Linked DNA regions of Homo sapiens: region 2 is linked to region 1. Evidence: chromatin loops called from intact Hi-C (ENCODE). Cell type or tissue: heart right ventricle. All regions are shown on one strand. Links, peaks and the distances in the headings refer to the core of each region. The heading gives the core; the rest is flanking DNA.

Evidence for each region. Peaks named below come from ENCODE experiments on the same cell type or tissue, not always from the same donor. Only the 100,000 strongest peaks of a DNase experiment are listed, where the experiment ranks them.
Region 2: a loop joins it to region 1, with 16 times the contacts of the local background. A loop is called at or near these places in 23 of 110 quality-filtered maps.

The regions. Positions count from the first base shown.
Region 1 is chr1:213,368,772-213,379,558 of GRCh38, reverse strand. It overlaps a transcript of RPS6KC1 not described here. Among named protein-coding and RNA genes, the nearest start is that of RPS6KC1, 320 kb to the right of the region's middle. RefSeq lists enhancers at 6,763-7,287, 7,288-7,814. In heart right ventricle, for the core only: a CTCF peak has its summit at 5,082 (motif pointing left); a DNase peak (open chromatin) is centred at 5,038.
Region 2 is chr1:213,977,288-213,988,074 of GRCh38, reverse strand. PROX1-AS1 (PROX1 antisense RNA 1) reads left to right here and starts at 1,922. Exons shown (of 6, transcript NR_037850.2): 1 at 1,922-2,006. PROX1 (prospero homeobox 1) reads right to left here and starts at 102. Exons shown (of 5, transcript NM_001270616.2): 1 at 1-102. RefSeq lists enhancers at 3,250-3,935, 3,936-4,622. In heart right ventricle, for the core only: a CTCF peak has its summit at 4,991; a DNase peak (open chromatin) is centred at 164; H3K4me3 peaks cover 3,628 bases; H3K27ac peaks cover 1,821 bases; H3K27me3 peaks cover 6,844 bases.

The sequences.
Region 1 (10,787 bases), core at 1,470-9,469:
GGAGGCTGGAAGTCCATGATCATGGTGTCAGCAGCATGAGTTCCTTCTTGGGGCTAAGGCGGAATCTGTTCCAGGCCTCTCCCCAAGCTTCTGGTTTGCTGGCGATCTTTGGCATTCCTTGGCTTGTAGTCACATCACTTCAATCTCTGCTTTCATCTTCACATGGCACCCTCCCTGTGTATCTGTCTCCAATTTTCCCATTTTTATAAGGATATGGATCACATTGGATTAGGGGCCTACCCTCCAATGTGACCTCATCTTAACTAATTATATCTGTAATGACTCTATTTCCAAATAAGGTCACATTAAAGGTACCGGGGATTAGGACTTCATCATATGAATTTGGGAGAGACAGAATTCAATCTATAACAATTGAAGATCCACACGTACCAGGCCTTTAACAGTCCTGTAAGGTAGGTGTTCTCATTCCCATTTCACAGAGAATGAAAGCAGGGCTCAGAAAGGTCAAGGGTCTTGCCTGAAGTTAGACAACAATAGGACCATCTGAAAACAACCACCCAACCCTTGCCGAGAACCTGGGGGTTGGCCACTGCCACACTTCTCCCCTAGGACCCTAGCAGGGAACTCTCTCCCCCTCAGCCTTCTCTTGATGAGCCACCCTGTCTAGGGTAGCCTGGCCTAGGATCTCTGTCAGATCCCAGCATAAATCACTCACCAAGCTGTGTTTTCTCCAGAATGAACATGGCAGGTGACCTGTGAGGTGTGCCTTGGATGGATGTCGGAGGAAGGGCATGTTGGGCTAGGGCCTCGTTCTCTTATGCACATACTGCTCTTGCTTGGCAGGATTCTTCACTTCTTCTCAGCTCTAAAGGAAACAAAATATTCTGGCCTTTATTCTCACGCATTCATTTCACGAATGAATAAATATGGATATATAAAATATGGATATGTGTATCCATCATTTATTTATTAAATAAAATAATGGTGGGGCAGTACCTGCTACATAGTTTGGGTTCAGTAAACATCAGTTTCCTCTTTCCTTTTCAACACATTTCCAAACTTTCTCTCCCCACTTTCCCTGCCCTCTGCTCAGGGAGCACAAGCTTATATCAAGACGAGAAAAACACGAATGCAATTTAGCAAGCAAAGGCTATGTACATGACCATCCCAAAACAAATAACTAAATGTATTTATTGATCACTCACTTCATGCCAGGCATTTTTCTAACCAATGAGTTGAATTAATCCTCCCACCAGTCCCATAAGGAGGACCCATTATCATCCCCTCTTTACAGATGGGGAAACAGAACAAAAAGGCAAAGTCACATGGCATAATTCCTTGAACAAAGCCAGTTATTCTAGAACTCTATTTTTATTTTACTAACTACAGTTTCACACTTAGAGGGAGAGTTAAATTAGGAGAAAGTCACAGTTGTGGTTGTCTGGTAGGTACTGCAATTATCAGCTTACAACAGCGTACCTCAGTTCCTCAGATGGCAATGCCTCCATTAAGCAAGGTTGCTGGGTGGAGGGCCCTCAGAGCTGCCCTAACAGGAGCTGGGGAAATAGGTCTCTCAAGGGGCTTAAACCTTGCTCCTGCTATTTGCATTATTCTTTACTTGCCAAATCCTTCTTCCCTATATCGTGTCAAAGTATAAATTGTTATCCCCAAATGCCAAGTTTTAGGACTAAAGTCCCAATGTGTAGGATTTTCCTATTTATTCAAGGTTTGTCAAGATGCTGTCAAGCTCAGAGGTAGGGCTTCCCCATGAAGGTAAGAAACATATTCAGCTGCCAGTTCTCTTCCTCCCAAACTGAGCAGGAATATTTTTATTTCCTATTTTCCCACCCCCAATCAGACATGTAGCACCTCTTAGCCTTGTCGTATTGAATGATTTTAGCAGTTTCCAAAACAAAATTAAATACAGCTCCAGCTTGAGAAATGTTCCACCTCCTGGAGTCATGGCATTTAGTATTATTATTCACTTATTATTATTCAAAACAAATAAGGATGATAAAACATCAGTTGGAGCCACTCCAGGACAGAAGGAACTGGAATATCTAATAAAAACCATAGTATTCCACAAATAGAAAGTGTTAGAAAATGCAGAAAAACAATGACAAAGGACATTCTGCACCTTCTCCTCAAAACACAGAACACCTGAAACAATAGAGCAGCTCTAAATGACCAGTGAATCTGACACAGAGAGAACTGTTTAGGGTACTCCCAGTTCAGACCTCAGAAAGATCAAATCGATGGGAAGCATGCAGCACAGAGTAGGTCATGATTTTTACTTTCCTTCCCTCTCTTGTGAATTTCAACGGAACTTCCTTCAAAAAGTCTAAACTCCCTGCAGCTAAGGAGAAAAGGTTATCGCATTCAGGAATTTGCTCTCCACTAGAAAACATCCAATGACCCCCACGTTCAGGAAGTCTCAGAGCCTTTAAAGCACATTTCAGCCTGAGCAAATGTTTAACTCCAACTTGGGAAAAGTCACAGGATGTTGCAAACCACCAACATCCCAAGACGGGCCTTCCCAGACTTACCTTCCCAGAGGAGAATGTGGCAGATTAGTGGTTTGGCGACTCTTACTTGGTCCCCAGTGCAAGGTGGTCAGGAATGTTACACAGATTGAGAAGCCAACCTTTGCTGAGGTCCCCCCGACCACAAGCCCTCCACCTCATTCTTCTTCTCCCTGATTGTCTCCAGTCCTGTATTATCTCGCACTACTTCCTCCAGCTTCATCTGAAGAGAGCCTCATTCCTGAGATGCCTAACTTTGGGGGTGTTGATTGTTACAAAGTAGCAGGGTTTACTTGTATGGTTCACTCTACCTAGATCTATTTCCAGAAAGAAAATAGGCAGAGACAAGGCAAACCTGGAGCCCCAGGGGACCCCCTAATTGTCTGTCTGCCCACTCTCTGCACTGCACAACCATCAACTCCTACTGCCATTTCCAGTTAGAGAAGGATAGAAAGGGAAAGAGAAGCAGAGCAGGAGGCAAAATCGGAGGAACGGTTTGCATCAATTTTGAAATAGGATGAGGAACTGTGGGACCATATCTTTTTTTTTTTTAATTCTCAATAATGTACCTAATTCTTGCATGAAATGAGGAAAACTGTCTTCTACCATCGCATTACTCATGATAGCTGAAATTTTTTAACACCTCAACATCATTAAGTATGCAATTTTAAAAAAAATAGAAACAACCTAAATATCTAACAACTGGGAATTTGCTAAGTAAATCCAAATTATTGAATACAATGCAATAATTCAAAATGCAATTTACAAAGATTTTAGGGACTAGGGAAATGCTAATGACATAACATTTAGTTAAAAACAAGATTCATTTACATACAGTTTAATCTCAGTTATACAAATATGGAAAACATATACAGTACTAGATATTGTTTTGTCTGCCAGTATCTACTTTCTCTGTCCTTGTTTCCAGCTTTTCTGGAAACTTTACACACACACACACACACACACACACACACACACACACACACACACAGTTGTCACGAGAAGAGCCATTATACACAATATGGCTGGCCCCTGGCCACAGCTGATTGGTCCAGGGTGGACATCTGACCCAAGCCAGGACAATTCTCTCCTTCCCCAGTAATTCTGGAATTGGAACTGAGGGAGTCTTTCTCTTTCCAGCAGCAGAAACGATAGGACAGCATGCCTAGTAGTTGCAGCTGTGGGCCCATGTGTCTGGCCCTCTGGGCCAGAGACCCCCCAGCAGCCAATCCATAAAAGTAGAGCGGGGAGGAGGCAAATGCAGAAAGGAAGAAACAGTTAGAGAAGGAGTGTCCTGACAAAACATAGGTCCCCCTGTCTTGCTGTTTCTGAGCCCTGGCCACATTTCTGCCCTTGGGGTGCATGAGACAGACAACCCCAGATCCTTATAATCAAGCCACCATTTTACCTAGGTCTTTTGAATTGGATTTCTGTCACTTATAACCAAAAGAATCCTAACCAATATGTGCTCCCTCAAATGCCCAATTACTTATACAATCTCCTACATCCCTCAACATGTTCTTGGGGGTGGGGGATCCGATGGCAAGTGATTTCTTTTTGCTTTTCTGTGTTTTCCCCCAAATTTTCTATTATGAACACTTTTATTATCTGGCATTCAGCATTCACCTCGAAATCTACCACCTTAATTCACTTACAACAGATATACACACTTTGCACGAGGTTAAGAGAAAACCTTATCAGAAAATATGTATTTATTAAATATGTGTGTATATGTGTGTATGTGTGTATATATGTGTATATGCCTATGTGTGTATGTGTGTATGTATGTGTGTATATATGTATGTGTATATGTGTGTATGTGTGTATATATGTGTGTATGTGTATGTATGTGAATATGTATGTATGTATATGTGTATATGTGTATGTACATGTGTGTATGTGTATGTGTGTATGCGTGTATATATGTGTATATGTGTGTATATATGTGTATGTGTATATATAAGTATATGTGTTTATATATGCGTAGATGTGTGTATGTGTGTATGTGTGTGTATGTGTGTACGTGTGTATGTATGTGTATGTGTGTGTATGTGTATGTATGTGTGTGTATGTATGTGTGTATATGTGTGTGTGTAGTAATAGTTGTTGTCGTTGTAGTAGTAAATATATGAGACGTAGAAACCAAAAATCCTGGAAACTGTTCGCCTTTTAAATTTTCCCTCCCCATCACACACGTTCCTGGAGGTCCAGGGCCAAGGCCCCCCTCCCAGAGGCCTCTGGAGGTGTGTTGCAGGCCCTTCCCTTTCTGTCCCCAGCCTAGTCCTGACCTGGTCTTCAGGCCACATTTCTCATTCCAGCCATTCTGGGATCTCTAGTGATTCATTATCCGAAGGTCAGCCATTTGTACATCTCAACAGAAAGGGCAGGAAAACTTCTACCACCTTTCCACGTGGTGTGATCACGTCTCTTTTCTTCCCTTGCTTCTCAAAGTCATTGCCATTTTGGAATTTTGGTCTCTCCTGGCATGCCCTCCCTCTCCACTGAAGCTTTCAAAACCTCTATTCTTTGGAAGCCCAGAGCAAACCCTCTTTTCTCACCGAGAATCAGAAAACTTGGCTGGCGCACCCCCTAGTGGTGGCCTAATGAATCCCCCTCAATTACTACAGGGTACAACCCCTGGGGTTTCTCAAAGTGTGTTCCATTGGACCTTAGTTCTGCAGAAAAATAGCCTAAGAGAAAAGTATTGTATGTTAAGTGAGATTTGAAAACACTGGGATAAATAAAAGTTATCAGTTTGCTTTAGTGGAGGACGTCTTCAATTCTTTAAATATACTAATGAACACTGTGAATCTCACTGATCCAGATTTATTTGATTGAACTTTTGTGAAATAATAGGATAACTATCATTTATTGAGCATTTACTATCAACCATAGTATTAGCATTTATAAATAGAGAAATTGATACATGAGGTGGTCAAATAACTTGCTTCAGTTAGGTTCACATGACACCAAGGCCCATGCTCTTAACCATTACAAGATCCTGGCTTTATGTTTGCTCCAGGATGTTATTCTGCAAATTCTACTTATACATGCCACTCTTATTCCCTATATTACCAGTCAGGAATACTACAGATTACCTCTCTATGAAACAAGAAAAGCAGGAGCCTTCAAAGGATACAGAGGTCTCCCTCACTGCCCTTGGGAAGCTTCTGGTTTCGGTGGCGATAAAGGGAAATTCACTGTCTAAATGCCACAAACAGATCCTTCTTGAAATTATCAGCAAAGAGGATGTGATAGGGCATCGTGTTAAAGATCCAGATACATATTTTCCAATGATATTATGGGAAGGTGCAATAGGCTACTTTTTTATTTCTTCTAAGAGAAGCTTGCTTTTGAGCCCTAAATACTTGTTGGCCTGCTTTTATAAGCAATAGGATATTCTGTATGGATATCTGGTTTTATATCTGTTAAGAAATGGAGATGATAATATGCCCCCTCCCATTTTTTTAAATTGTCAAATACATAATATGTTGTAAACCTTAATTCTGGCAGCATAGGTTACTTATGGATGGGTTTTCTTTTTTTGTTGTTTTGTTCTGATTTTTTATTTTTTATTTCATGTAAAAGAAACCCAAAAGTAGTTTATTGACATACATAACTGAAAAATGTAGGCTTCAGGAACAGCTGGATCCAAGGGCTGAAATAAGAACATCATTAAACCCAAATGCATCGTGCCGTACTTGGATTTTTAGAGAAAGGAAATAGCACGTAGTGCTCTAAATATGTCCTGGTCCCTTGTCCTAATTAACATAGAGAAATGAACAGATAGTTGTATGGATGTCAGGATTTAAGGATGGGCCCCCAATTCCAACACTGGCCCTCCAGCTACCCTTCTTAAATATCTGTGTAAAGACTTGATTTTTCCATCTGTAAAAATGGGCATGCTACCCCTCCTTTTTGACCTCAGTGGAAGCTGAAAGAAGCTGTAAAGTTTTCAAATGCTTTTTCGTTAGAGGATTAGATATTGTGATAATTTTTTCGCTATTAATGTTCACAGAGATAGCACTTCACACTGGCAAAGGATTTTCTAAGTATTTATTTGTTTTACAAATTTATCATTTAAAACTCCACAATTAGCTTGTCAAACATACACCTTCAACATTACAACCACAGTTTAAAGCCAATCAAGCAACAAGAGGAGAGAGGGGAATACAGATATTTATTTATATATATTAAATATGTATGTATTTGTATATCTATCCTTCTATATTTAAATTCACATTGTGTGTGCATGTGTGTGTTTGCAAGACACATATAAATGGCAAATAAGGAAACTTAAAAAAAAAGAGCGATAGATGGATGGTCCCAGATTTTAATACCACCCCCAAGGTAGAACAGGTGGTGAAAATATAATAAAACATGTTGCACGGAACTTGTCATGAATTTTAAAAACAAAAATGCCTACAGACCAAATAAACTGCTCTGACACTGGGCTAAATCTGAAGTTCCCAAACTATTTTAAATGACAAAGCGAAGTTCCCAAGAGAGGGAGTTCAACAGAAATGGTTAGAGGGCAATTGCTGCTGAACTCACACAGAAAAAAGCTAGGGTAGACGGGCAGACACCCAGCCTGCTCCCCCTCGACAGGATGGGCCACACGCAGATGCCCAATCCCGTAAGGCCAGGCCTATCTATGTGCAGGACCAAAGGGCCTGTTGACAAAGGCCTCAGGGAGCCTCCTGCACCTGCATTCCTGCCTGATAGGTGGTTTCTCAATAGATCTGAAGGCAAACATTAGGGGCATTTGCCCAGAAGCTGAGCTTATGCTTGTCAACAACCATTTTCAGGTGCCCTGTTAGAAGGTGGGCTGGAGGCCGCGGCCCAAGTGGTGCAGGCAGACACCCCTCTCTCAGCAGCACCCACCTGCACAGGTCCCACCCATTCATTCATCACAACAAGCAGCCTATCCTTTATTTTCAGTCAACAGTTTATGAAGAGCTTCCACTTCCGCTGCCTGTCTCCATTACAACAGAATTCCTGGGAGCTGCACAGCAAAGATGGCAGGACTCCATTTTGCAGTAAGGAAGAGGTGAAGTGATTTGCCCAAACTCACAGAGGTGGAATGACAGACAGCTCAAGATTTCTGACTCCTGTCCAGTCCTGTGACTACTGGAGTATGTTCATGAAGACCCTCCAGGATGATGGCGAGCAGGGAGTGGGCATTCTGGTCCCCCTCCCCCAGACTCACAAGTTCAAATGCCTGGAGAGGTGAGGTCAGGAGTGGAGGAGGTCAGTGTGCTCGGCAGCTAACCGGAAAGCCTGTGCCCCATTTCAGTGCAGGCCACTGCCTTGGCCCAGCAGGTTTATGTTATGCAGAAGTGGCAGGGTTTCTTATTTTGTAAAGTGAAAGCCAGAGATCTGAATCATTATGTAAAATATCTTCATTTTTAAATATTTGCCAACCACTAGGATAGCCACTATTAAAAACAAAAACCAAACAACAACAACCAGAAAGTAACAAGAAGATGTGGAGAAATTAGAATCCTTGTGCACTGTTGGTGGGAACGTAAAGTGGCTCAGCCACTATGGAAAACAGCATGGCAATTTCTCAAAATATTCAACATACAGTTATCAGATGATTCAGCAATTCCACTTTTGGGTATACACCCAAAAGAATTAAAAACAGGGACTCGAGCAGATATTTGCACACCCATGTTCATCACAGCAGCCAAAAGATGGAAGCTGCCAAAAAGTCCCATTGACAAATGAACGGATCAACAAAATGTGGTGTCTACATAACAGTGGAATATTATTCAGCCTTAAAAAGGAAGGAAATTTTGACATGCAACAACAGGATGAGCCTTGAGGACATCATAGTAAGTGAAATAAGCCAGACACAAAAAGACAAATACTCTGGCTCCTACTCTACGGGAGGTACCTAGAGTGGTCAAATTCACAGGGCCAGCAGGTAGAAGGACAGTTGACAGGGGCTGGGGGTAAGGAGCAAGGGGGAGTTGTTGTTTAATGGGTATAGTTGCAGTTGTGCAAGAAGGAAAGTTCTGGAGATTGGCTGCACAACCTTGTGAATGTACTTAACTCTATTGAACGGTGCACTTAAAAACAGTTAAAGAGATCAATGTTATGTGTATTTTACTACAATTAAAAATAACCACACTGTATGAATCTAACAAACCCATCTGCAGACTGCTTCAGGTCATGGGGCACGAGTTTGACATCTCTGCCCCATTCTGGTACTCAATGCCACTGCCCTGTCCCCCACCCCAAAGGCCAAGATGAAATGCATTAGAAGAGGGCCCATCTAGAGTAGAGTCTCTCTACAAAGAGGGTCAGCAAACTTGAGTTTACATCCTGGCTCCAACTCGCGCTAGCAGCAAGACCTTGAGCAAGTCAGTCATTTCATCTCTTCGAACCTCAGTTTGCTCATCTATTGAATGGGACTAATAACACTTCCCTTGTTTCCTCGGCCCTCTCAGGGCTCTGGCTCAGTAAGAGCATGTTGGCCTCCAACCCCATTTAATACCCCCATACCTCTTCCATTGAAAGCTATTCTCTCTCTTCCCATGCTGCAGTGTGGTCATGTGTTGCCCCATGAAACTGGGGGCTCTCAGTTTAGGCTTGACTATTTCATACATCCCGAAGTGCACAAGCCTGTAAGTGCCCAACAAATCTTATTGAATCAAGCAGTTGGCCAGCCAGCTTACTGAGCACTAATTATGTGCCAGACATTCCACCAGGTGCTGAGGAGACCCATAAAAAATCATGTTCTTAAAGATGTATCCTGGTTGTGGAGACAAGATACATGCAAAAAAAATAAAATAAAATAAAATAAAATAAAATAAAATAAATAAAATAAAATAACAGAGAAGCAGGTAAGGTCCAAACTGTCTTAGTACAAGCAAGAGCCTGGGGTCCCACCACCCCTGAGAAGGAGGTAAGAGAAAGAAGAGCTCTTTCCCTGTCTTTTGCACAGCATCTTTTTGAGCTTTTCTTGGCCCTGGAGGTTAGAAATTCATCTTCCTACATTGCAATTGCTTCGAGATAAGACCATCCTATGTCCTCAACACAGGCACCATAGTGAGTGAGAGCAGAATTAGGGCAGCTCTCCTAGACAGATTTGGCACCATCTTACACGCTGGCCTAGAGGGTTTCTTGAGGAAAATTGCAGGCTGGACCACTGTGGCATCTTCCTGCCTATAAAGCCAGGAGGGCTGAAGCTCTCACTTCCCCCGAACCCAGGCCCTCAATTCTCACCCTGATTAAATGGACAGTTCCCTGGGTCGACCAGGTCGAAAATATGTGCTAATTCTCTAATCTGACTTGTCCTTGGAGGTTCCCTCCCCATCCTGCTGGCCACACCAGCTGCCTAGGGGAGCACAACTGAGAAGATATTTGGCAATTATCCAGTTAATTTGATCAGTGGAGACAGCCAAACAAATAATCCAGGCCAAAAATGTCCAGATCAGCTGTCTACATGGATCAAATTCCACTTCACTGACACCACGCAGGTTCAGCCCTAAAGAATGGGTTTCACTGAGAAACACATCCCAGTATCCCGGCATGCTAGGCTGCACCAGCCTTTAGTGGAATTGCGAGCTTGGCTGCATTTCTCTGTGACATCCTTTCCATTCCCATTCAGTGCCCTTCCCACCCCCAGGACTTTGGCCCCATAGGGCCAGGGGTCTTTGGTAGCTGTCAGGGGCTAGAATATTCTTGTGTCCATCTCCTACTCTAGGTATTTGAAACTCATTAGGAAGAGACTTTCAACATCTGAAATGCCTTTGAAAATTAAAGGAATAGCAATGTAATGGTAGAATGTCAGGATCCAAACAAGCCAAGGTGCAGGAAGGTATGAGAAAAGAAATCTCACTCATGCCCTATAACTTCAACCATCTTAGAAGTTGCCTACTCCATACCTCCCCCAGCCCACTCTTCTCAGGTCTTATCTGTAGCATACTGACTCCTCAGCATGACAGAAGAAAACTTTGGATCAATTAAGATCAAGTTCCACTATGTAAACAGAAAATCCCGAATCTCAGAAGCTTATAGACAAGGACTTAATCTCTAACATAAAGTAAGTTCAGAGACAGACAGTACGCAACTGTGGAAGATAACACACCTAATTCTGACTTTGCTATGGTGGGCCTCAGCCTTATTTCCTGCTAAGGTGTTGATTTGGAGATACTACATATTAATAACTCCTACTTCATCTTGCACATAAAAACCGACAAAGCTTCAAATTATAGGAATCTCAATCAACTTAGATTGCAGGCCGCAGGCTGAGAACACCTCCTAAGCAAAGCAGCATTTCTCTCCATATCTGTC
Region 2 (10,787 bases), core at 157-8,156, 610 kb before region 1:
AGCGAAGCGGAGAGGGAGCAGGCGGACCCGGCGAGAGCTCTTTTGCGCCGCTCTGCTTTCCCCGGCTGCAATGGTGTATTATTTCAGAGCGCTCCCTCAGCTGAGGGCTCCGCTCCACAACAAGATTTACTTTAAGACACAGCTGAAGGAAACAGGAAGACTGCACGTCACAGTCTATCTGACGTACCCGGCCCCAGCACCCAATCGCGAGGCGCCTTCGGATTCAAGGGGGGATAGCAAGGCAAGAGAACTTGGGAGGAAAAAAAAATATAAAAGGGGTGGGGGTGAGGGGCTGGGAAGAGAGGAGGGGAGAGGGGCCCTGCGCTCCCCCTCCCCGGCCTCCATCCCCGGCCCCCACCCCCACCCCCACCCTGCCACAGCTTCGGGACGACTGGATCGCCGCGCCTGGGCCGGAGCGAGCCATCTGCGGGCACTATGCAAAGCGGGAGACGGCGCGAGCGGCGCCCGGCTCACACTAGCTCTTCCAGGACGCAGGTCTTTTTTTTTTTTTTTCTTTTTCTTTTTTCATTTCCCAGATACAGCTGATCGAGTTCGCCGAGTGGCCGAGCGAGTGAGCGCTCCTCCGACTTGGGTGGAGGAAGGCACGGAAAAGTATACGGGAGAAAAAGTGGGGGTTTTAGGGGTGGGGGTGGCATAGGAGGAGGGAGGGGGGGATCTGCAAATCATTCCACTTTTTAAACGATCATAGGTAGTGTCAAGGATACGTGTCACCCTTGGTTCCTTTTAAAGGGGAGGTGGACAATAAAATACAGGTAGGTTTGGTATTAAAATAATAGGTGCCAGAGGTTTCACATCGGGTCCGCTGCATCTGTTATTAGACGAAGATCAACATTGGCTGAGTCCCAGTTTATCTCCAGTCCAAATTATCAGGAAGAGGAATATTTACCCTTGGTTACCTCTGACATTAGTTGGATTGTAGGTAAAGCAGCCTTTAAAAATATATATGTTGCAAACATCTGGCGATTACCCTTCACTAATTCACTCGCCCCAGAAAGACCAAAGATAGCTGTTCAATACAGGATTTACACAGTTTTGACGCCTGGGCAACAAACTTTAAAGTTTATTAGGCAAGAAATTTCAAACGCATAAATCGCAGGCTCTAAAATAAAGCCCTAGAAAATTTACTTTGGTTTGACATTTCTTGCTTGAAAAATAACCAGCAAAATTTCTTTAGATAATGTGGCTCTTAAAGATCTCCTTGGGCTTTGCAAGTTACAAATGCAAGCGAGCCTCAGCCGCAGCTAGAACGTCCCTTTCACCGGGCACAGTAAACGGCTTTTAATAAAGCAGCCGCGTTTATGACCTAAAGATCCTATAAAAGCTGGGACTTGCAAGAGCTGCGAAGCAGAAACATTCATACATAGTCTATTAGACACTCATTTTTGTAAGTAGGAGGAGGACAAGTAGTCTTCGTGTGTCCCTCAAATTTAATCAGATCAAAGGTTGAATCATGCTGTGTCGTGACAACAGGGTATTTATGAGGTGTGTTACAAGTACACTGGCCAAACACTACCAATGTCTTCTGCGACACACACACACACACACTCCTTCCTAGGGAATTTACAATTTCAGCCTCAAATTCACCAAACCGTAAAGAGGATATTAAGCCCTCCCTTTGAATAAGAATAGCGATGTTAGTATGTCCGAGTCTATCCCGGCAGGAAACTTTTGGCACGAATTTCAAACAGTGAAAAGGAGAAAAAAAATTAGGTCGGTCAGGTTAGGTGTCGGCGATAAGAAAAGAGATTGCGGGAGCATCCCCAGCCTTCTTCTTTCCCCTTTTGCCGCCCCCACACACTCCCCCCACGCGTCTATCACGGAAGCAACACAGAGGAGCGCACACGCACCACTCACACCTCCAACTATTGACTGTTGTATCAGGTGTTCTAACCGGGATGTGACAGTTGAGGCTGGGAGCAGAAATAATCAACATGCCCATTAGATACAGGACGGAATAATGCTTCTATTGGTTGGGTCCCTTCGAGGTAAGCGGGTGTATTGAGCGGGGAAACTTGGGATCTGAGAATGGATCAAAGCTACTTTCTTTCTTATTTTTCGTCCTACTAGTTTTCTTTAAGAATCTTGGTTTGTACATATAAGTTAGCGCCAGCCCACAAATAAACTGGTAGGAGTAAGGGCTATATACCTTTCCACACCTTAAAACCATCTGCTCAGTTTGACATTTAAAAGGGCGGAGAGCAGAGAAGGAGGAGGGGGGAGTAGGGGGAAGAAAGGAGTCAGGGACAGAGAAAAAGATTCAAACGCGAAAAAAATGGCTTGCACTTTAGCCCACAAGTTTGTGTCAATTGCACATAGCGCTTGAATGCACGTTTTGCACACACCACGCCCGGGAACTGGCGGCGGGAAAAGTTCCCTGAGAACCCCAGTAAGTCCTGTGTCACGCCGTGGGCAAAAGCAGGCCTGAGTCGAAGTCGGGGTAACCCGCTTGCCGAACAAGGAAGCTCTCCCACCCCCAGCCTCGGCGGCAGAGGCTCCCGGCTCGCGACGCTCTGCCGCGGCGGTTCGCAGCCCGCATTAGGGCGCAGGAGCGGCGACTTGAAATAGGAGCGCGCGCCACGCTAGGCGAGCGAGATCGGTTCGCAGCCCAGCTCCGTGAGCTGCCTCGGCGCAGCCCTGTCCCGTGTCCTGTCCTCTACTGTCGGGGAGGCGTACAGGCCAGGCTCCTGGCAACCTCTCTTGCTAGAGCTGCGGCATTCTCCTGGGTCTCGGGCTGCCCTGGACAAGACTTGAGGCCCGAGCCCCCTATCTCGGGCGACTCCCGCTTTGTTTTCTGATAGGGGAGAAGCCTGGAGACAAGGAGTCGCCTAGATATTGGCTCCATCTCTGAAACCAGCCGCCAAGCCTAGGGTTAAGACAACTCCTCCCTCCGCCCCACTTCCAACACAACCCCAGTAACTTAGAAGTTAACGCAAGTTCTGACCGGTCTTGTAACACACTCTATCCGTGCAGGTTGCATTTACTTATTTATCTGAAGGGTGATCTGTGTGTTCTTAGACAAACTCGCAGTTATCACCCATGCATCTGGTTCTGGGTTAAATACACTTCGCCTTGACATTTGCTCGGTGTATGCTCACGCCTCCTGTTCTTTCTTAAAGCTGTTAGGTGGGGGCAGGAGGGAAGACAGTGTGTATAAGTAATTTAAAACCTTACAAACAACTGTTATCAGATCCTAAACAAACCAATTCTGAGAATTACAACCAGATTCAGTTGAGAGGCAAAAGTGGACGTGGATTTTGGAAAAGGGTGCCTAAGGACTTCCAGGTCAGCCACCCACCGCTACCACCACCACCACCGCCACCACTACCACCATCACTATCAGCACCCTGAAGAAGGGAAGAGAGGAAAACCAACCCCAGGGTGCAGGCCTGCCTGCTGCAAGCTTTCTAGAGGCAAAACTGACTGACGGCCTCTCACTCTCATCTCCTGTGCTCAGTGTGACGCCAAGCCCAACCTGGATTTGTTCTGAATGGGGGGGAAGTGAAATGCCACAAGATCAGTAGCAAGTAGCAGCTGCAGCGTTTTCTCTCCTGGGAACCCCACTGCTTAGAAGCCTCCTGAGTGATGTTTGTTTAACCAACAGCTTTCAAAGTAAACAGAAGCCAATCACTCCAAAGAAGTTGAAATATAACCCTTACAAGAATTTGGATCCAGGGGTGCTGGCAGAAAGAAAGTAATTTTTAAAATGATAAAGAACCCACTCCCAAATAAGAGTCTGCCACATTGCTTTAAGGAGCGCAGAATTGTCATGAAAATATAATTTCATCGAAAGGGCTAATTACAATAAGTTGACCTCGAAGAAAATCACTCTTCGCCCACAAAGACACACCCGCGGGGATGAGGAGGTTGTCAGTGATTGAAGGGACACACTACTACTTGATTTTATGGAAGTGGGCGAAAACAATCAAAGGGAAGTACATTCCCTGCCCTGGAGTAGTGAAGTGTAGGCTGGGAGCTCTTCGCCGCCAACCCTGGCTTTGCCTCAGGCACCGAACTTTCCAATACCAAGATATTAACAGATGGTGGTGAGCACATGGAGGGCTGCTACTTACATAATCTAGCCACTCCGCCCGGCTGCCCAGAGCCCGGCGAGGAACCGGCCAGGCCGCGCGCGCGCCTTCCGAGGGGTGCTCCCTGACATAACTTGCCTTTCTCCAACCCCACCCATCGTTTTGAGGGTTAGCATTTGGAGAGGCCGTGATTTAAAAAAACCAAACAAAAACAAAAACACCCAAAACATTGATTTGGCTGTGCTTTGTCTTCTTCAGTCCATAGTAGCGAAGAAGCTGGAAACCCAAAGGCTGAGAGAAACGGAGGGGATGCCTTCGGCGAGAAAGGGGTGCTCTCCCTACGTATCTGGGGGTTCCCGCGAGTGGAATTTACACAATTTACAACACTCTTGCCCACCATCTTTGGTTCAAATCCACATATCTTTTGCTGTCGCTTAAGTACAAAGGCAGTCTCGGGCCGCAACTCAAGGGGAGTGAGATGGGGTGAGGGTGTGAGTGTGAAGGGGACACCTTTGCACGCGGGGGCGCAGTGGGCAAAGTTACGCAAAGCCTCTGGGCACCGCTACACTTCCAAGCTGTGGCAGGGTTTTAAGCGCTCGATCCCGCTCGCAGGGAGTCCCTTTCGGATGTGTGGCCGCCTGCTGCCTTCACGCCCTCAGCCGCCTCCCAAGAGGCCCTGTCCCTCCTGGTGTGCCTGTGTACCTCCTCCAGTGTGCCAGGGCACGTGTGCTTCCCGAGCCTCCTCCCTGACTGCGACTCGGGACCGCCGAATCCTGCGAGGAATACGCCTGCGTGTGTTGGAAAAGTTTCGGGTTGGGCAGGAAGGCTGGGAATCTCCTCTCCAGGCACTCGGCAGGAGCGGGGCTTCCTCGCCCGCGGCTTCCTCCCAGTGCCCTCCTCCCTCCCCGGCCCGCCCTTCCTAGCCTCGGCCCCGCGCTAGGTGTCGCGGCCTCTCCGGCCAGAGAGAGCGAGCGCCAGATGCTGCGGCTGCCGCGGCGCCGCGCTCCGCAGAGGGCGCGCCCCTCCTGCCTGCGCGGCCAAGTGGGGGTCCAGGCCGCCCTGCTGGTCCCTCCTCGCTCTGGCCCCGCGGCACTTGCCTCTTCCCGGGCCATCGCAGGGGCTGCAGCCTCGCTCAGCTAGCCTGGGCTCAGTACACGCCCTGGACGCAGAGGGCAACCACCTGCTCCCGGCGCGCCGCAGAGCCGGGGAACGTCGTGGTGGCCGGGGGATTTCGGCCGCCGCCAGGCCTGCGCTGCCCCCGCGGCCTCTCCTCCCCCGCCGCCCGCCTGTTGCTGTGGGGACAGCCGGTGGACGCGCTCGACCTGGGAGGGGGGACTCCCTCCCGGGACCGCGGGAGGGGCGTGCACGTTTGAAGGGATGGAAATCTCCCTTTCTGCCCACCCCCTTTCTTTTGTCAATTACTCTAAGGATGTTTGGCCGTTACTCCCAGCTTCCCTCTCTTTGGTCTTTCACGTCAAGGATGTGAATTCGGGGGTGCTCCATTTTCAGGGGCTTTGGTGATAGGACTGAAGTTTTCCATATTGTCCATCTTACCAGAAGCTTTTATTCAGGGTGAGGAGTGGGCTAGAAATAAGTAGGTGCCTGCCTGACGCAGCGAAAAGAGAAGGACGCTCCCAGTTTGGATGCATTTGGAGAGAGTAACTGGAAAGTTGCATTTTGTTTAAATTAGAGCAAGATGAAGTTGAAAGCCAGATTTCTATATTTTTTCTGGTAATATTTCTTTTATGAAGTATCTAAGTGTCTGTTTGTCATCATTTTGAGATCAAAAGGAAAATCCATATGCTGTATAGTTTTTCGAAATTGCTATTTAAATATGTTTTAAATGTTTTGTCCAACGTGGAGTAGGCTGCTTGGAGGCAAGGCTGGTGACAGGAATAGCGGGATGGTTTGATGTGGAGTGGTGCTTCCGAAGACCTGACGAATCATCGGAATCACCGAAGGGGTGTTTTGTTGTTGTTGTTGTTGTTGTTGTTGTTGTTTTAAATAAAGATTTCTGGGCCCACCCCAGTGAGGTAATCAGAAGAAGGACCTGGGAATCTGGGGGTCACCCTGTGTCTTTAATTACTGCTCAGCTGGTTTGTTACTGACTCTGTGACCTTCAGTGTGTTACTTAATCTGTTTGAGACTCAGTTCTTTTTATCTGTGAAGTGGGGATAATATCCAAATCATAGATTTATTGAGAGACTTCTACACGACTAAACTTGTTCAGCACATGACTAGTGCTCAATACTTGGAAGGTATGTTGCCCACAAATGAGTGCTGTGTACACTCGAGCTGACATGTATTCTTATAAGGACCTGTCCCTATCCCCAACGTTTTGGTGAAGCCAGCTGGACTGTCATGGGATATGTATGTGTATGCACATTTTAGCTCATGCATAGTTGTCACCTTTACATGCTTTCCCCTCCCCCGTCTTTTAGGCCATAAAATAAATCAGAATTGGCACATTTGGAAGCTAGGCCCTGTGCTTTTGGACCTAGAACTGTCCATCAGGCCTACTGGCAAAGGGGGGAATTTACCAATCTGAAGTCTACTTCCTCCTCCACCCCACCCCCACCTTTTTTTGGCCCGTTCACCCTCCCTGTTTTATAGATGGCAAGCATCTCCTAAAGAAACCGCTGGTCAGACCAATGAAACCACAGGACAAAGAGTTCTCTTCAAAAGGGAACAACAAGAAGGAGAGAAAAAAAAAAAAGACAACATTCCTAGGTAAAACAAAAGCAAATGTAGATCATATGTTATATGTTTTTACATGTTTGACTCAATAACCTCCCCCAAATCCATGTAAATTAAAATATAAACTTTCATAAAGTTATGTTCAAACCAATGAATAGAAGCATACCCCAAGGTGATTAGGGGACAGACAGCCAAGGACAGCTGTGAGAAGGGAAAGGAAGCTGGGCAGGAAGGTGCCATGCTCGGCTGTGACTGCAGAAGTGGGGGGAAGAAAGCCAAGGAAATGGAACGGGCTGAAGCAGCAGACAACAGCTCAAGAGGGCTGACAGTTTTTCAACTGCAGAGGCCTGTGAGCAGCTTATTAAACATCCCGAGAAAGGTGTTTTGCTGGTACCCTCAAAAGGCTTGAGATAAAGTAATCGTAGATTCCCGGGGGCGGGGGGAGTAAAGAAGGGATTGCCAGCGTGGGGTGTCGGTGGGCCCAGCCCCTAGTGAATGGACCCCAGGGGTCGGGGTGAAGGCACTGCACTCTCTGAATGAGGGAAAGAGGAAGCATCACCCCTAGATGCCTGTCCTCCTGGTGTCCGTGGTCTTTGGGCAAGCGTGGAAGGTTCCTGCTCTCTGGCTACTTTCTCTGTCCCTGTTTCCTAGGTGGAAAAAGTCCGTAACTTTAGGGGACAAAAACAAAGGGCGCCCCCCAAAAACTAGAGAGAAACATATTTGGGGTCAAACTGTACAAAAATGGATGGCAACTTCTGGCTTCTCCTCCCCAAGCACCCTCCTAGTGGAAAGAGCTCTATTCCCTACACTTGTAGGTGGACAGGGGGCAAAGGCCGAGAGGCAAAGGGTGTTGGTGGGTGAGTTGGGGGAGAACGGGATGGGGAGGGCTGGGGGAAGTGTGTCTGCAGAGTGTGAATGGGCGGGACAGGGGTAGTGTGTAGCTGTGTGTGTGTGGGAGGGGCAAGGGAGTGGAGTTGGGGGAGCGAGTGTGGGTGGGCTCTGTCGGGGGAACTTCGAACTGGGGGCGCGGGGGAGGTGGGTGGAGGGGAGTTGGGTGGGCGAAGAGCGCCAGTTTCCCCGGAGGAGGCCCGGGAAACAGGCGGGGAGGGGGCGTGTGGAAGCGTCGTTTGAAGGGCGGAGGGGCAGGCCGGAGAAAAGGCCAGGCGGGAGGCTAAATCTGGCAGGGGCTCCAGCCCGGCGAAGGCCGACGCGTCTCGGCTTCCTCTCGCCTAGACTTTTGAAGCGGCTGGCTCGCTAATCCCGGGTTGGCTGAAAGACTTGGACCCGCAGCCTCGGGGGCCCTGCGTCCCGGACTATCTCCCGGGGGGCGCTATGGGTAGGGAAGCGGGGCTGCCTTGACTCTCAGTGCGGGTCCCCGGCGCCCTCTCAGCCTACTGGGGGTGCGGGCTGCGCCTCGGTGTGTGCCCCCCTTCAGCGCCTCGACAGCGCCCCTCACGCTAGCTTCCTACTTCCTCCCAGCTCCATCTTCCTCCGTCCCCTCCCTAGGCCCTGCTGCTCCTTTCACTCCTCTGGGTCCCTGTTCCCTGCCCCACCGTCCTTTTCCCACCACCATCAGGCGAGTTCATCCCCTTCTCTCTCCATTGCTAATCTTCTGATGGCGGTGCTGGGGAGAGCGGGAGGGGGTGCTTAACCCAAAGTGGACTCAAAGAAAACAGAATAATTCAATTCATCGGATAATTACTGTTTGCAAGACACTGCTAAGCACGACAGTTGGTGACCCTTTGAGGGAGCAGAGTGGACCGAAGGATTTTGGTTCTGACCCAATATGGGCAGTTATGATCGGTGTTTGATTTAGGCAGATCTCGGAAACCTCAATTAGAAACTCTAGTCTAGAAGGATCTGGACGAGGGGCAAAAGTGTCAACACCTTCTTCTCTCCTATTCCAAAGTGATCTTTCCGTGGGAATGCGGCAAGGAGTCAGCAGGCATAGTGAAAATGGGCGGCGATGGATACTCCCAGCACTTGCTGAGCACTGCTACGCCTCAGGACTGGGACAGGTGCTTTACACCCCAAAATTCCCGTTTCTTGATTCCAAAATGTCGTAGATTATAAGACACACCATTTAAAGATGGCCTTTAGGAGAAAAGGAAAATACGAGGATCTTAAATGCACAATGGATTGTGAGACACTGATTTTAGGAACATAAGATATGAGAAAAAGTGAATCTTAGAAGTGAGGAAATAAAGTATAGTATGCGTAATTCTCCCAACAGCCAAGAGATGAATTATCGCCATGTTTGAATGAGGGAACTGAGACTGGGGAAGGCTTCACCACTTGCTCAAGGCCGCAAGGCCAGTAAGTGGCACAGCCAGAATTGGAATCCGGGTCTGCCTGTAGTCTGAGCTAGAGCAATTTCGCTTAGGGCAGTAGCTTCTGCAGGGATTGGGCTGTGTCAGCCCTTTTCCATAACCCTGTTTTTGTCTTGACCCTTTTACCATCAACACCTGCCCCCACACCCCAAGCTATGGCTATTGGGGGGAAGATAGGAAATAAATTACATTTTTCACATTCAAAATAAAGTATTTAAAGGGTAAAAATCATGTATGCCAGGTTTACTGTGCACCACAGGAAGTCGATGAATTCAAGGATCCCTGTATTGCTGAAAATAGAATTGTAAAAAATAAAAGGGGTGGGGGGAGAAAGTGAACGAAACTAATCCTATTAAACGTGGTAGCATGTTTTTGTGGCACGCAGGGAGAGATTAAGCACAGGAAAGGGGATAAGTACTGCTTCAGTTTCACTAAACTAATGTGACAACTTGTCATTGGAGATCTTTACAGCTTGTTAGTAGATGACTAGCTGATTCAGAAGTGTTTTCTATCATTCCCTTTGTGTCCCCATGAGTTTTTGTAAAAAAATTTTCTTTCTTTTCCTGTTTCTTTCTTACTCATGCTGCTCTATTTTGCTTTATAATCCTCAGTGTCTCCTTCAAGTCAAAACATTTAGCTGGCTCTAATCAAGATTTGGTTTTGAAAATGCCCCTTGACCTGGGGTAGCCCAGAGAAGCCCTTGTTCTTCATACTCAGCCCCGGAACGGTCCTGTGGCTTGAGAAACTGAGCTTCTGGGAGAAAAGCTCCCTTTTTGGATTTCACTTTTCTGCCGTCCTTCTCCTTTGCCCTCCTCCCTTTTCTTTATTTTTTGTTCTATCCTTTTATTCTTTTCTTTTTGCCTTTAATTTCTATTCCTCTATTCTCTTTTCCCCTTTCTTTATTTTTCTCTCCAATTTTCCTCTTCTCACTTACTTTCCTTCCATCTTCTCTTCCTTAGAATTCCTTTCTCTTCTTTCATGCATTCCAATAACTGTTTTCCCTTTTCTTCAGATAAGACAGTTACATTCATAGAGAAAAGCTATGAATTTTTGATGGTTTCTAAGTTGAAGTAGCTCCCAGTGAAGGGGGCAGTGGTGAGGGGAGGGGCAGGGAGCCCATCACAGACCCGCAGGGAACAAAAGGCTGATCAAAGTGAAGAGGAAGCCAGAAGTCTAGGCTTGGTCACTGTCTTTCCAAAGCAGGTGTCTAGCTTGTTTGGAAACCTGGCTGACCGTCCCGCTCTTTTGCTTTGGCATCACTCTCTCCCACTTTCCCCCTCCCCCGCTGCAACTTTCCTCACTGGCTTACCACCAGGCGAGATGTTGAGTCAATGGAAAAACAACATTCGCCAACATTAAAGGGAGACTGTTTAGAAAAGGAAGGCCCTGCTGAGGTGCAGAGGAAGCCTGTGCATTAACACGGGCCACCTCTTATCTGGGGCAGCTGGGCCTGAGCTGCCTGTACTCATTCCCTGGCTTTGCCAAGGGGCCTTGGGGAGTGCGGGGTGGATTCTCACCCACGGGCATCACCAGACCTTTTAGAGACAAAAAGCAAGTGCTTTTTTTTTTTTTTCTCCCAGGGACTTAACTGGAAAACCTTTACACATAAACACTGTTTTGCAAAAGGCACATTTCTCTAAGCCTCTGTCTCTGGACACTTGTCACGTGGACCTGGCCCCTCTCATTTTCGGTGCTCTTGAGGACTCCCACG